Regions from separate parts of the Homo sapiens genome. Here region 2 is linked to region 1. A link is an interaction called in ENCODE POLR2A ChIA-PET data of the cell type or tissue named here. Cell type or tissue: Panc1. All regions are shown on one strand. Links, peaks and the distances in the headings refer to the core of each region. The heading gives the core; the rest is flanking DNA.

Region 1 (2,917 bases), core at 309-2,808:
ATTAGCTGGGCGTGGTGGTGGGCGCCTGTAGTCCCAGCTACTCAGGAGGCTGAGGCAGGAGAATGGCGTGAACCCGGGAGGCGGAGCTTGCAGTGAGCCAAGATCATGCCACTGCACTCCAGCCTGGGCGACAGAGTAAGACTCCGTCTCAAAAAAATAAAAATAAAAAATAAAAAAAAGAAGTAGTGCTTTAGGGCTTAAAGGCACTTACATAGCTTATTTCCTTCAAGGTTCAGTTCCGTGAGGTGTGGTATGTGGAATAGCATTAGCTGTGTTTTCCAGATGAGGAAACTGAGGACTGAACTGGAATTTGCATGCTGTTCAGATTTTTTAAGTTCCCTGTGTGGTTTTTCTTTTCTTTTCTTTTTTTGAGACAGAGTCTCGCTCTGTAGCCCAGAGTGCAGTGGCATGATCTCGGCTCACTGCAACCTCCACCTCCTGGGTTCAAGCAATTCTCCTGCCTCAGCCTCCCGAGTAACTGGGATTACAGGCAGGTACCACCATGCCTTGCTAATTTTTTTTGTATTTTTAGTAGAGACAGGGTTTCACCATATTGGCCAGGCTGGTCTCAAACTCCTGACCTTGTGATCCACCCACCTTGGCCTCCCAAAATGCTGGGATTACAGGCATGAGCCCAGCTGTGGTTTCTTATATCATACTGTTAAGTGTACTTTTAAAGCTTTAAAAAGCAGTGTTAACCCTTTCTTAAAACAGATTTCAGGGAAGACAGACGTTTAAAACATTAGCCTTCTCTCCCCATCTGGAGTATGGTTTGGAAGTCATTGCTTTGTAGTAAGGCATTATTTTCCTGGTACATTGCCAAGGACCAACAACTGTTAAATCAACAAACTAAGATTTTCTTCTAGATTTGTATCGGATTGTGACTTTGCTTTCTCCCTTTCATCACCCATTAATGCTTAGTAAAGCCACTATGGACCTCACGTATCTAAACCCTTCCCTGAAATGCATCTCTCTTTTCATACCACTCCAATGGGAACTCCTGTTGATTTGTTTCTGGGCCCTGACAGATTAGCAGGAAAAGAAAGCGCTTTAGAAAAGTGAGAGGGGAGTTCAGAGGTTAGAGGGGAATCAGAAAATTAATGTCATGATTATCAAGAATGTTTCCAGAAGGCAGGGCTCATCAGTCCTTGACAAAAAGGCTGATGAAAAAAATGGAGTTGAGTGCAGCCGATCACCTCAATAATCCTAGCAGTTTGGCAAGCTGAGGCAGGAGGATCACTTAAGTCCCGGATTTTGAGGTTGCAGTGCGCTGTGATCACAACACTGCACTCGGCCTGGGTGACAGAGCTAGGCTGTCTCTTAAAAAAAAAAAAAAAAAAGAGAGAGAATGAGAAATGCCATTTAATTTTGAGCCTGGCAGGTCTTTGGTGACTTTTGAGACTAGTTTACTGTGGAATGTTGAGGTAAAGTAGGACTGAATCACATGTAGAGGGATCTGTGTGTATTTAGGAGAAGCATCAGGAAATTGGCACTGAAGGGCAGGAGAAAGCTGGCCCAGCAGCCTGGAGGGGTAGAGGTGTTCAGGAGTATGTTTTAGAGTCTGGTGGTTTTTTTTTTCTTTCTGCATAGGAAAGTTTGAACTTTTTGTAACCAAGTGTTCTATTCACTGTTAAAGTAAAAGAGGAATTAGGTAAAGACCACATGTTTATCTTAGAAAGAAGCACACATTTTTGTGAAATGAAAGAAGAGAGGAGTGAAAATAGAAATTTTCATGTGGGAAGAATTGAAGTTGAGGTAGCAAGGAATACCAAGACAACTGAGAAGTCCTTATAAAGAACACATTCAGTACTTTTAAGATGTTATTTTCCAAAACATACACTTTTGGGTTGCCTGTCAGACTGGAGATGTATGCCTGTCGAGTCACGTTACACTGAATTTATTTAGGAAATAGTCTGACATACAGAAGTTTCACTTCTCCTGCCACTTGTGAAGGATTTGTCTCATTGGTGTGGTGTCAGCCTGGTGAGATAGGACTTGCTTGTGGTTTGGAAGCTGTCTGTGGGCAACTCCAAGAGCTGTTGTGCTCTGCCTCTTTATGAACCTTCTGTGCTTATGGAAATGGTTCCCAGCGTGTGCTCCTCAGGAATGAGTCTGAGTGACAGAGGTGCCAGTAGGCTATGAGATGGTAGCAATGACCTTAGCTAGTCTTTTTTGTTTGTTTTGTTTTGAGACAGAGTCTCGCTCCGTTGCCCAGGCTGGAGTGCAGTGGTGCGATCTCGGCTCACTGCAACCTCTGTCACCCAGGTTCAACCTCTGTCACCCAGGTTCATGCCACCGTGCCTGGCTAATTTTTGTATTTTTATTGGAGATGGGGTTTCACCATATTGGCCTGGCTGACCTTAGCTAGTCTTTCTTAAGAGGCTGGGAGCCTGAGGACAGTTGAGAGGTACTGAGCTAGTTAAACCTCAGGCGCTTTCCCTGCGAAGGCTCTATGGCAGATACCACTTGGGGCTATAGAAGCTGTTACCTACAGTGTAAATTCTGGATTTCAATGCAGAGGGCAGACATAGGGCTACTAATTTTATTTTGTTTTGCAAGGACATTGAAAAAAAGTCATTGTTTACTGTCGTCAGCATTTTATAAAAGGGAGGATACTTTTTAATCACAAAATATGAAGAAGTTTATTATTTGTTTTTTGAGATGGAGTCTCGCTCTGTCATCCAGGCTGGAGTGCAATGGCATGATCTCGGCTCACTGCAACCTCTGCCTCCTGGGTTCAAGCAATTCTCCTGCCTCAGCCTCCCGAGTAGCTGGGATTACAGGCATGCACCACCACGCCCAGCTGATTTTTGTATTTTTTGTAGAGACAGGATTTCGCCATGTTGGTCAGGCTGGTCTTGAACTCCTGACCTCAGATGATCCACCCACCTTGGCCTCCCAAAGTGCTAGGATTACA
Region 2 (2,917 bases), core at 132-2,631, 170 kb before region 1:
CCTGTAATCCCAGCACTTTGGGAGGCCGAGGCAGGCGGATCACAAGGTCAGGAGATCGAGACCATCCTGGCTAATATGGTGAAACCCCGTCTCTACTAAAAATACAAAAAAAAATTAGCCAGGCATGATGGTGGGCACCTGTAGTCCCAGCTACTTGGGAGGCTGAGGCCGGAGAATGGTGTGAACCCGGGAGGTGGAGCTTGCAGTGAGCTGAGATCGTGCCACTGCACTCCAGCCTGGGCAACAGAGCGGGACTCCGTCTCAAAAAAAAAGAAAAAAAACAAAAGTTATGCTTATAATATACTGTAGTCTATTAAGTGTGTAATGGCATTATGTCTAAAAAAAGTATGTACCTTAATTTAATTATTTATTTATTTTCTCAGCCTGGTTCAAGGGGGAATCTTAACTTTAAAATTCTTTATTGCTAAGAAATGCTAATGATCAGGCTGAGCATGGTGGGTCACACCTGTAATCCCAGCACTTTGGGAGGCCGAGGTGGATGGATCACCTGAAGTCAGGAGTTCAAGACCAGCCTGGCCAACATGGCAAAAGCACATCTTTACCAAAAATACAAAAATTAGCAGGGCATGGTGGCATGCACCTGTAATCCCAGCTACTTGGGAGGCTGAAGCACAAAAATCGCTTGAACCCAGGAGGCAGAGGTTGCAGTGAGCTGAGATTGAACCACTACACTTGCAGTGAGCTGAGACTGAACCTGGGCAACAGAGCGAGACTCCCTCTCAAAAAAAAAAAAAATGCTAACAATCATCTGAACCTTCAGCGAGTCATAAACTTTTTGCTGGTGAAGGGTCTTTCCTCCATGCAGATGGCTGCTGACTGATCAGCGTCATGGCTGCTGAAGGCTGGAGTGGCTGTGGTAATTTCATACAGTAAGACAACAATGAAGTTTGCTGCATTGATCGGTTTGTCCTTTCATGAAAGATTTCTCTGTAGCATCCAATGCCGTTTGATAGCATTTTACCCACAGTAGAACTTTGTTCACAATTGAAGTCAGTTCTCTCAAACCCTGCTGCTGCTTTATCAACTAGGTTCATATATTAATCTAAATCCTATGCTGACATTTCAACAATGTTCACAGCATCTTTACCAGGAGTGTGTTCCATCTCAAGAAACTACTTCCTTTGCTCATTCATAAGAAGCAACTCCTTATCTGTTCAAGTTTGATCATGAGATTGCAGCAATTCAGGCACATCTTCAGGCTCCACTTCTAATTCCAGTTCTCTTGCTGTTTCCACCCCATCTGCAGTTACTTCTTCCACTGATGTTTTGAACCCCTTCAAGACATCCATGAAGGTTGGAATCAACTTCTTCCAAACCCCAGTTAATATTGATATTTTGACATTCTCCCAGGAATCATGAGTATTCTTAATGGCATCTAGAATAGTGAATCATTTCCAGAATGTTTTCAATTTATTTTGCCCAGATCCTTCAAAGGAATCACTGTTTATGGCATCTACAGCCTTACAAAATGTATTTCCTAAATAATAAGACTCGAAAGTCAAAATCGCTCCTTGATCCATGGACTGCAGAACATATATTGTATTAGCAGGCACGAAAACATTCATCTCCTTATACATCTCCATCAGAGCTCTTGGGTGACCAGATGCATTGTCAATGAGCAGTAATATTTTGAAAGGAATCTTTTTTTCTGAGCAGTAGGTCTCAACAGTGGGCTTAAAATATTCAGTAAACCATGCTGTAAATAGATGTGCCATCCAGGCTTTGTTGTTCCATTTACAGAGCACTGGCAGAGTAGATTTAGCATAATTCTAAAGGGCCCTAGGATTTTCAGAATGGCAAATGGGCATTGGCTTCAACTTAAAGTCATCAGTTGCATTAGCGTCTAAGAGAGTCAGCCATTCTTTTGAAGCTTTGAAACCAGATATCTACTTTTCCTCTCTAATTAGAAAAGTCCTAGATGGCATCTTCTTCCAAGAGAAGGCTGTTTCATCTACATTGAAAATCTATTGTTTAGTGTAGCCACCTTCATCAGTTCTCTTGGCTGGATCTTCTCAGTAACTTGCTGCAGCTTCTACATCAGCACTTGCTGCTTCACCTTTATGTTACAGAGATGCCTTCTTTCCTTAAACCTCATGAACCAACTTCTGCTGGCTTCCAACTTTGCTGCAGCTTCCTCACCTCTCTTCAGCCTTTTCCTCTCTTCAGCCTTCACAGAATTGAAACAAGTTAGGGCCTTGCTCTGGATTAGGCTTTGGTTTAAACGAATGTTGTGGCTGGTTTGATCTTCTATCCAGACCACTCAAACATTCTCCATATTAGCAGAAAAGCTATTTCGCTTTCTTAACATTTATATGTTCACTCAAGCAGCACTTTTAATTTCCTTCAAGAACTTTTCCTTTGCATTCACACTTTTTAACTGTTTGATACAAGAGGCCTGGCTTTTGGCCTGTCTCAGCTTTCAACATGCCTTCCTCACTAAGCTTCATCATTTCTAGCTTTTGATTTATTATTACTATATTATTATTACATAGTATTATATTATGTTATATTATTATTAATAATAAATCCTTTTCCTTCATGCAATTAGCTTTTGATTTAAATTGAAAGATGTGAGACTTTTCCTTTCATTTAAATACTTAGAGGCCATTGTGGGTTATTAATTGGCCTAATTTTTATATTGTTGTATCTCCAGGAGTAGAGAGGCCTGAGAGGGAGAGAGATGGGGGAATGGCCAGTTGGTAGAGCAATCAGAACACACACAACACTTATCAATTAATTTCACTGTCTTATATGAGTGCAGTAAATGGTGCCCCAAAACAGTTACAATAGTAATATCGAAGATCACTGATCACAGATCACCAAAACAGATATAGTAATAATGACAAAGTTTGAAATATTGTGAGAATTACCAAAATGTGACATGAAGACATGAAGT

Evidence for each region. ChIA-PET counts read pairs that join two places held together with the same protein. Peaks named below come from ENCODE experiments on the same cell type or tissue, not always from the same donor. Only the 100,000 strongest peaks of a DNase experiment are listed, where the experiment ranks them.
Region 2: POLR2A ChIA-PET joins it to region 1 with 8 read pairs; 2 of 35 experiments call an interaction of 5 or more read pairs at or near these places.

What each region holds. Positions count from the first base shown.
Region 1 is chr3:23,855,680-23,858,596 of GRCh38, forward strand. All of the region lies in intron 3 of UBE2E1 (ubiquitin conjugating enzyme E2 E1), which reads left to right. Among named protein-coding and RNA genes, the nearest start is that of UBE2E1-AS1, 50 kb to the left of the region's middle. RefSeq lists an enhancer at 1,809-1,938. In Panc1, for the core only: no CTCF peak of the experiment used is centred there; no DNase peak of the experiment used is centred there; H3K27ac peaks cover 433 bases.
Region 2 is chr3:23,687,923-23,690,839 of GRCh38, forward strand. No RefSeq gene overlaps it. Among named protein-coding and RNA genes, the nearest start is that of UBE2E1, 120 kb to the right of the region's middle. In Panc1, for the core only: no CTCF peak of the experiment used is centred there; no DNase peak of the experiment used is centred there; H3K27ac peaks cover 698 bases.